2 separate regions of the Homo sapiens genome follow, and region 1 is linked to region 2. Evidence: read pairs that join two places in POLR2A ChIA-PET (ENCODE). Cell type or tissue: OCI-LY7. All regions are shown on one strand. Each heading gives the region's core, and the rest is flanking DNA. Links, peaks and the distances in the headings are about the cores only. Region 1 has its middle 9.6 kb from the start of ARFGEF2. Region 2 has its middle 18 kb from the start of SCREEM1.

What was found. Peaks named below come from ENCODE experiments on the same cell type or tissue, not always from the same donor. Only the 100,000 strongest peaks of a DNase experiment are listed, where the experiment ranks them.
Region 1: POLR2A ChIA-PET joins it to region 2 with 5 read pairs; 1 of 35 experiments calls an interaction of 5 or more read pairs at or near these places.

What each region holds. Positions count from the first base shown.
Region 1 is chr20:48,909,935-48,914,320 of GRCh38, reverse strand. No RefSeq gene overlaps it. Among named protein-coding and RNA genes, the nearest start is that of ARFGEF2, 9.6 kb to the left of the region's middle. In OCI-LY7, for the core only: a CTCF peak has its summit at 2,008; a DNase peak (open chromatin) is centred at 2,000.
Region 2 is chr20:50,009,790-50,014,175 of GRCh38, reverse strand. No RefSeq gene overlaps it. Among named protein-coding and RNA genes, the nearest start is that of SCREEM1, 18 kb to the left of the region's middle. In OCI-LY7, for the core only: no CTCF peak of the experiment used is centred there; DNase peaks (open chromatin) are centred at 1,335 and 1,815; H3K4me3 peaks cover 1,270 bases; H3K27ac peaks cover 2,535 bases.

The DNA.
Region 1 (4,386 bases), core at 284-4,283, 1.1 Mb after region 2:
CCTCAGCCTCCGAAAGTGCTGGGATTACAGGTATGAGCCACTGCACCTGGTCAGCAATTTTTTTTAAAACTGTGCCCTCCTGTAGGTGCTTCTCTCCCTAGCCTTGCCTGGGGAAGGAACTCTGGCTAGGCCCCTGTCCACGCTGGGCTGTTCCCCTTCTATCTTCCCCAGTCTAGGAGGTGGTCTCTGGGTCTGCCCCCTTTCTGCCTCTTCTTCTGTTTTCCTACTGCAGGCATCTTGTGGCCATATCTGTGTTTGTCCATCTCTCCTTTATTCTTTCTCTATTTGTCCCTATTTCTCTGTCTGTCCCCATTTTTGTGTCCCTGTGGTCTTATGTCTCGCTTTCCCTCTCACTGTTCTCTCTCTCTCTTTCAGTTATGGTGGCCAGATTTAGAAAATAAAAATACAGGATGTTCAGTTACATCTGAACTTCAGATAAACAACAAATACTTTTTTTAGTAAAAGAGGGTCCCATGCAATAATTGGGATGTGGTTATACTAAAAAGTATTCACTGTTTACCAGAAATTCGAATCTAGCTGGGCATATTGTGTTTTGTCTAGCAATCCTACTCCCAGTGCCCCTCTGTCCAGCAGCTGTGCTAGACTACTAGACAATTTTTAAAAAAATTTTTAAGGCAAAGTCTTGCTCTGACTGTCAGGCTGGAGTGCAGTGATGTGATCATAGCTCACTGCAGCCTCGAACTCCCGAGCTTAGGCAATCCTCCCACCTCAGCCTCCTGAGTGGCTGGGACTGCAGGTAAGCACTACCACACTGGCTAGTTTTTAAATTTTTTTGTTGGGACTGAGTTTCACCATGTTGACCAGGCTGGTCTGAAACTCCTGACCTCAAGTGATCTGCCCGCCTCAGCCTCCCAAAGTGCTGAGATTACAGGAGTAAGCCACCACACCCGGCCTGAAATGTGTATTTTCCATGTGTACTTTAAGACAAAACTCAAATACAACCCCCTCAATTCTGAGGTCAGGGCTAGGAGGGGTATTCGAGGCAGAAGCATCATTTGGCTGGGCCTCATATGAAGGAGGAGCCTCAAATATAGACTTTTGGAATTCTCTACAAAGGAGACAGCATGTGTGTGTGTATGTATAATATAGCTGCATTGTGTGTACATGTGTGTTTTATGTATTTATTTATTTACGTATGTGTGTATTTTGAGACAGAGTCTTGCTCTGTCGCCCAAGCTGGAGTGCAGTGGCGCTATCTTGGCTAACTGCAACCTCCACCTCCCTGGTTCAAGCAATTCCCCTGCCTCAGCCTCCCGAGTAGCTGGGATTACAGGTGCCCGCCACCACACCTGGTTGATTTTTTTGTATTTTTAGTAGAGACTGGTTGCGAACTCCTGACCTCAGGGAATCTACCAGCATGTAATTTATAATGTAAATTATATTCTGCTTATTTGTGTTCTTTGTGTCCAGCTGCACTAAAAAAATGTGAATTTCTTCAATGTAAATATGTAACACACCGCAGTTGTGTGGTTTAAGTTGTGGGGTTTATTTTTGTCCCTGTGTCTTGGTTTGGGCTCCCCCAAAAGACAACCCTATGACAGGGATTCCCATATATTTGGGTGGTGATCCCAGGACCCATCAGCAGGGATGTGGGATGGAGCAGGGAAGAGAAGGGAAGGCAGCCAATGCAGGTGTGACACCAGCTGGTGACCTCCGAGGGCACCAGAGTTCAACCCCACTGGGGAGCTGGGGAGCCAATGTAGACCCGTCTGAGTTACCCCAGCTGAGGGATTAGGAAGCTGGGATGTTCATTCGCCAGGTTCCCATCTGCCATTGCATAAGGGCTGTTCTAGGGACATTAACTCTGACACTTGGTCCTGCACTCAGACTGCCAGCCCCTAGAGCCCCAGGGCCAGAACATAGCAGGTGCCCTCAGACAGCAGCTACCTCCAGTGAGTAGAAGTGAGTGCCCAGGGCAGACAGCTGGGGGCACCAACAGTGTCTGCTACACACTGTTTCGGTACTTTATTGGTTTTAAATATGCCAGACTCTAGGCCTGAGTGCTGTCTCTGGCTGCAGATGTGTGTTCAGCCAAGACGGGGCAGACCAGAAGTGCCAGATGGTGAACAGCCTGGGGAAAGCCCCACAGGGAAGAACAGACAGCGCTGTAGGGTTCTCTGCTCAGTTTCCTAGAGGTGCCCTGGGGACTCAGCCTCAGGTGCCCGCAGAGGTGTCTGGCTGGATGACCCCCTCAGGCTTCCTTCCCTTCCCAGTTTCACTTCTCCACTCTTCCACTGCTGCTTCCTGGAAGCACCCCCAAATAAACCATTTGCACCCAAATCCTTGTCTGAGGATGTGCTTCTGGGGAACCTAACTGTAGTGGACAGATTCATATTAGACCCCAAAGATTCCAGTATCTTGAGCCCCTAGGATCTGTGAATACGTGGCCTCACGTGGCAAACTTTGCAGATGGGATTAAATGAAGACTCTTGAGACGGGAAGATTATTCTGGATTATCTGGGTGGGCCAAATGTAATCACAGGGGTACTTAGGGAGGCAGGGAGGTCAGGGAGAGGGAGGCAGGGAGGTCAGGGTCAGAGAAGGAGATATGATGACAGAAGCAGAGGTTGGGGTGATGCCGTTACTGGCTTTTTATTTTTTATTTAACAAGGGAGCCTTCAGAATGACATTACCGGCTTTAAAGATTGAGGCGGGGGCCAGGCACGGTGGCTCAGGCTTGTAATCTCAGCACTCTGGGAGGCTGAGGCAGAAGGATGGCTTGAGCCCAGGAATTTGAGACCAGCCTCGACCCTGTCTCTATAAAAAATGAAAAAATTAGTCGGGCGCGGTGGTACACACCTGTGGTTCCAGCTACACAGAAGGCTGAAGTGGGAGGATTGCTTGAGCCCAGGAAGTTGAGGCTGCAGTGAGCAGTGATTGCACCACTGCACTCCAGCTCAGTCTCAAAAAAACAAACAAAAGATACTGGGTGGCCAAGAAGCATGACAAATGCTCCTCACAGGTAACCTTTAGATAAGCCACAGGGAGAAGGAGGGCCCTTCCAGGTGAAAGGAACAGCATGTATAAAGGCATGGGAGCTAGACTGGCCAGGAAGTGGGTTGGGACTGTGGGTTTTCCTTGGATAGAAAATGGATCAGGAAAATGAGGGGATCCAGGGTCAGGGAAGTGCTGGTGGGAGTTTAAGACAAATGAGGTGGAAGGGTTTAAAAAAACTGGAGAAGGCCAGGCACAGTGGCTCACACCTGTAATCCCAGGAGTTTGAGAGGCTGAGGCAGGCAGATCACCTGAGGTCAGGAGTTCGAGACCAGCCTGGCCAACATGGTGAAACCCCGTCTCTACCAAAAATACAAAAAATTAGGCATTGTGGTGGGTGCCTATAGTCCCAGCTACTTGGGAGGCTGAGACAGGAGAATCGCTTGAACCCGGGAAGCAGAGGTTGCAGTAAGCTGAACTCCAGCCTATGTGACAGAGTGAGACTCCATCTCAAAAATAAAAAAGAATTGGAGAAAATTAAGAGAGGAGCCAGCTGGGTCAACGTGATTAGGCATTGTCAGGGTCCCTCCTCTCCCGTGGCCACCATCTCGCAGTCTTGAGGTAAATCAGCAGGACTTGTTTTCCGAGCACTGATCACAACCACCATAGCAACCCAGCTCATCAGAGCAGGATCTGGTTGAAACAGGATGCAGTGAAGAAACAGAACATGGCAAAGAAAGTGACCTCTAGTTGCCCTCACTGCTCGTTAGCACAAAGACGCTCCCACCAGCACCCTGACAGTTTACAAATGCCATGGCAACAGCCAGGAAGTTACTTTATATGGTTTCAGAAACTCCTCACCCTTTTTCCAGAAAGTTCTGGATAACGTGCCTCTTCATTAACATATAATTATAAGTGGATATAAATACAGCTGCCAACAACCCCTATGCCCAGGGGTTAGCCCTGCTCTGCAAGGAGCAGTACCTCTGCTGTTGCCGTACACTGCTGCTTCAATAAAAGTTGCTGTCTAACACCACTGACTTGCCCTTGAATTCTCTGCTGGGTAAAGCCAAGAACCCTCCCAGGTGAAGCCCCAGTTTTGGAGCTCACTTGCCTTGCATCAGTCTGGCTTGGCTCTCCCATGCAGAGTTCTTGGTTGAACACAGCAGAGGCAGACCCAGGCAGAGATCTCCAGTAGCCTCCTTCAGCATCATTCTTTCTTTCCTCTTTAGCAACATAACTCTTATTTTTAGTTGAGGACCTAACCGCTCAGCTAAGGACTGCTCATTCCTGCCTTCCTTGTACCTAAGCGTGGTCTTGTGATTAAGTTCTAGCTATGAGATATAAGCAAAGGATTAGGAGGGACTTCCAAGTGGTTTCCTAAAAAGGGAGGGGCATGTTTTTCTTTAACCTTTCCTCTTCTCTCCTGGC
Region 2 (4,386 bases), core at 143-4,142:
GTGGGAAACCACAGTGGCAGTAGCTGGACGGTGGCTTTGTCAATCAGAAATCCTTTGTCCATGTCTCTTTACAGTGTCATAGAAAGAGCATTCGTCCTCTTCCTGATTTCAAAATTACCATAGTTGGCTGGGCATGGTGGCTTGCGCCTGTAATCCCAGCACTTTGGGAGGCTGAGGAGTTTGAGGCCAGCCTGGGCAACATGGTGAACCCTGTCTCTACCAAAAATACAAAAAATTATCTGGGTGTGGTGGTGTGGGCCTCTGGTCCCAGCTACTCAGGGAGCTGAGGTGGGAGGATTGCTTGGGCCTGGGTGGTGGAGGCTGCAGTGAGCCATAATCATTCCACTGCACTCCAGCCTGGGCAACAGAGTAAGTGCCTGTTTCAAAAATAAATAAATAAACAAAAACCAAAAAGCACAGCTGTCACCATATCAAACATTCAGCTATTAAATATTTTAATGACTTTAGTTTAATATAATGTTTTACTTTAATGCTATACAATTTCATTTATAAAGGTAAATCTAAGGCTGGGCGTGGTGGCTCATGCCTATAATCCCAGCACTTTGGGAGGCTGAGGTGGGCGGATCACGAGGTCAGGAGTTTGAGACTAGCCTGGCCAACATGGTGAAACTCCATCTCTACTAAAATTTAGCCAGGCATGGTGGTGCGTGCCTGTCGTTCCAGCTACTCAGGAGGCTGAGGCAGGAGAATTGCTTGAACCCGGGAGGTGGAGGTTGTGGTGAGCTGAGATTGCCCCACTGCACTCCAGCCTGGGCAACAGAGCGAGACTCTGTCTCAAAAAAAAAAAAAATATATATATATATATATATATACACACACACACACACACACATGAATCTAAATGTATAATAAAAAAGGGATCTATGGCACAGGAGCTGATCAGAGCCCCGAACTAGGCCCAGGTACTGTATTCTTACACACTTCTACTATTATAGCTTTTTACAGTGAGGACCACAGTACAGCTGGAATAGCTTGCCCAATTCTAAATGGCTGAGCCAGGATTTGAACCCAGGCAGCTGGCTCACCCTTGAGCTCTAAGCTATTCTATCTGTGGGAACCCAGTGCCCAAGCCCCGCCCCCAGGAAGAGGATCCTGGGGTCTGGGAGGCCCCGTCACACACACCATCCATCCTGGGGACCTGGAAACCTCCTGTCCAGCCCAGGGCAGGTCCACCTGGCTGCCCCAGCCAGAAAGGAGCCAGGGCAGCGTTTACAATGTGTGAGAATTCTCACCCCGCAGCAGTGGCAGTCAGAGTAGGCTCCCAGCTCCCAGGCCCCGGCTCTGCTGGAGGTTCTGCAGTAAGCTGAAAATGAGCTTCCTCTGTGGGGCCCCAGGAGGCAGGAACAGCCGGTGGGTCCTGGAGCCTTATCATCCCTTATCGTTGATTCACCTGACCTTCTGCTTATCTGTAACTCAGGAAACCTGTCCTCTGCTAGCCAGAAACCAAGTCACCAGAAAGAAAGCTGAGGCTTTCTTTGTCTTCCACGGCCTGGCTTTGTCCATTCATTCATTCACTGCTTGAGCATTTCTTGAGCACCTACTGTGTGCTGGGTTGGGGGCAGAGGCTATAGCTGTGAACGAAGTCCCACCCTCACTGAGCTCACTGGCAGGTGGAGGAGACAGACAAGAAACAAGTGAACCAAAGGCATGCAAGATAATAAAAAGAAATAAGTATCTTTGCCAGGGGCAAAGAGAAGGGCCAAGGCAGCAGGGCTTAGACACATGGTCTGAGAAAGCTTCTTTAAAGAGGCGATCTTCAAGCCCCAGCCTAGCGGAAGTGAGGGAAACAGCTGCAGAGACAACAGGGGTAAGAAAGTGTTCCAGGAAGAGGGAACGGCAAATGCAAAAATCAACACCTGGCTACCCTGAGCTTCACTTCTGCCTTCTCTGAGTCTGAGTCTGAAATTGGTCCTTTGGGCCAGGTGTGATGGCTCATGCCTATGATCCCAACACTTTGGGATGCCAAGGTGGGAGGATCACCTGAGATCACGAGTTCGAGATCAGCCTGGCCGAACATGGTGAAACCCCCGTCTCTACTAAAACTACAAAAATTAACCGGGCATGGTGGGGGGTCCTTGTAGTCCCAGCTACTTGGGAGGCTGAGGCAGGAGAATCACTTGAACCCAGGAGGCCGAGGCTGCAGTGAGCCGAGATTGTGCCACTGCACTCCAGCCTGGGCAACAGACCAAGACTCCATCTAAAAAAAAAAAATAAAAATAAAAAAGAAAAGGAAAAAAAAGAAATTAGGGGTTTGCCCCTTCCCCAAGTCCCATATCCTGGAGGGTCACCTGCCTTCCCCTTCCTCCAGTCATCCTCTCATGCCTCCTCTCTCCTTCCAATCCAAGGACCCAGGGTGTTAATTATATATGCAACCTGTGCAGCTTTTCCCTTCCCTTCCCTTCCCTTCCCTCCCCTCCCCTCCTCGCTCCTCTCTCTCTCTTTTTTTTGAGACAGTCTCACTCTATCACCCAGGCTGGAGTGCAGTGGCACAATCTCGGCTCACTGCAACCTCTGCCTCCTGAGTTCAAGTGATTCTCCTGCCTCAGCCTCCCGAGTAGCTCGAACTACAGGTGCCTGCCACCATGCCTGGCTAATTTTTGTATTTTTGGTAGAGACGGGGTTTCACCATATTAGCCAGGCTGGTCTCGAACTCCTGACCTTGTGATCTGCCTGCCTTGGCTTCCCAAAGTGCTAGGAGTACAGGTGTGAGCCACTGTGCCAGGCTCTTTCTTTCTTTCTTTTTTGAGACAGAATCTCGCTCTGTCGCCCAGGCTGGAGTGCAGTGGCGCGATCTCGGCTCACTGCAACCTCTGCCTTCTGGGTTCAAGCGATTCTCCTGTCTCAGCCTCCTGGTGACTGGGATTACAGGTGCACATCACCATGCCCGGCTAATTTTTTGTATTTTTAGTACAGACAGGGTTTCACCATGTTGAGGAGGCTGGTCTCAAACTCCTGACCTCAGGTGATCCACCCACCTCGGCCTCCCAAAGTGTTGGGATTATAGGCGTGAGCCACTGCGCCCGGCTCTTTCTTTCTTTTTTGAAGCAGGGTCTCGCTCTGTCTCCCAGGCTGGAGTACAGTGGCATGATCACAGCTCATTGCAGCCTCAACCTCCCAAACTCGAGCAATCCTTCCACTTCAGTCTCCCGAGTAGCTGGGACTACAGATGCGTGCCACCATGCCCAGCTAATTTTTAAATGTCTTGTAGAGAGAGGATCTCGCTATGTTGCCCAGGCTGGTCTTGAACTCCTGGGCTTAAGCAATCCTCCTGCATCGGCCTCCTAAAGTGCTGGGATTACAGGCCTGAGCCACTGGGCCGGGCTTGACTTTTTGTTTCTATGTCCCTCTGCCAGGGGCATCCGTCTGTTGCCTTGCCTGGGATGGAAACCCAGGAGTCAAGAAGCTAGTGGCTCCTGCCCTCTGTTCTTCGTTGGGCTTCTGACACAGTGCCTGGCCCATCCGCACTTGACAGATGAGAAAACTGAGGTTCAGAGAGGTACCTCGGGGTGGCTCCAGCCCCACCATGGCAGCTCCGGGCTGGGCACCTGCAGGTCCTGGGCCCTTAACTTTGATCTTATTAATGACCTCCACTTTCAGGGGCCGCTCCAATTTCTAGTGTGGTTCAGGTGTCCCCTTAGGCCATGGGGCACGGCCCTGGCATCTGAGTGTGCCACCGTCTCCTGAGTGTCTCAGCCTCAATTTGTGGTCCATGGGGCGGACCATCGTGTTAACAGCATCCGTAAGTGACCGGTGTCGCTGGTTGCTCCCGTGTCCTGGGCCCCAGGCCGCAATTTAGTCCTGCCGCCCCAAAAGGGAAGGGCCTATTCAGCGGAGGAGGTCAACGAGGCCAGGGGAGCTTGGCCCTGAAGGCGTCCTCCCAGGGCGGGGACGGTGAGGGCGCCTCCTGCTCCTCCACCTGCCGGCCGGGGCGCGCGGTGGTCCCGGGAGGGCCGGGGAATGCGCGGGGGTGGTCGCCGCCCCCAGCCCGGCTCACGTTTCCGGCCCGGGCCGCACAGCCCCCGCCGCCCCCTCGCCGCCGCCGCCGCCGCTGCCGGCCCCCTCAATAAGGCGCCTCGCCTTCCACCTCCGAATTTTCCACGCAGGGTTAGCCTGGCGACGCGCTGTCTGCGGGCCCCATAAAGGCGGCCGTGTGCTGCATTCGTCTCGCCGGGGCCGCGGCCTGGAGGGGCGCCCGGGCTGCGAGGGGCCTCCGCCTGCGGCTGCAGAAAGGGCCCCCTCCTCGGCCCGGCAGGCGCAGCCTCCAGAACTCCAAGTTCAGAAACACCGTAAAGACAAAGAGCAAACATCGCAGCCAGCCTGCGCTGGGCCCTGCTAAGGGTGCGGAGGGGCTTCAGAACCCATGGC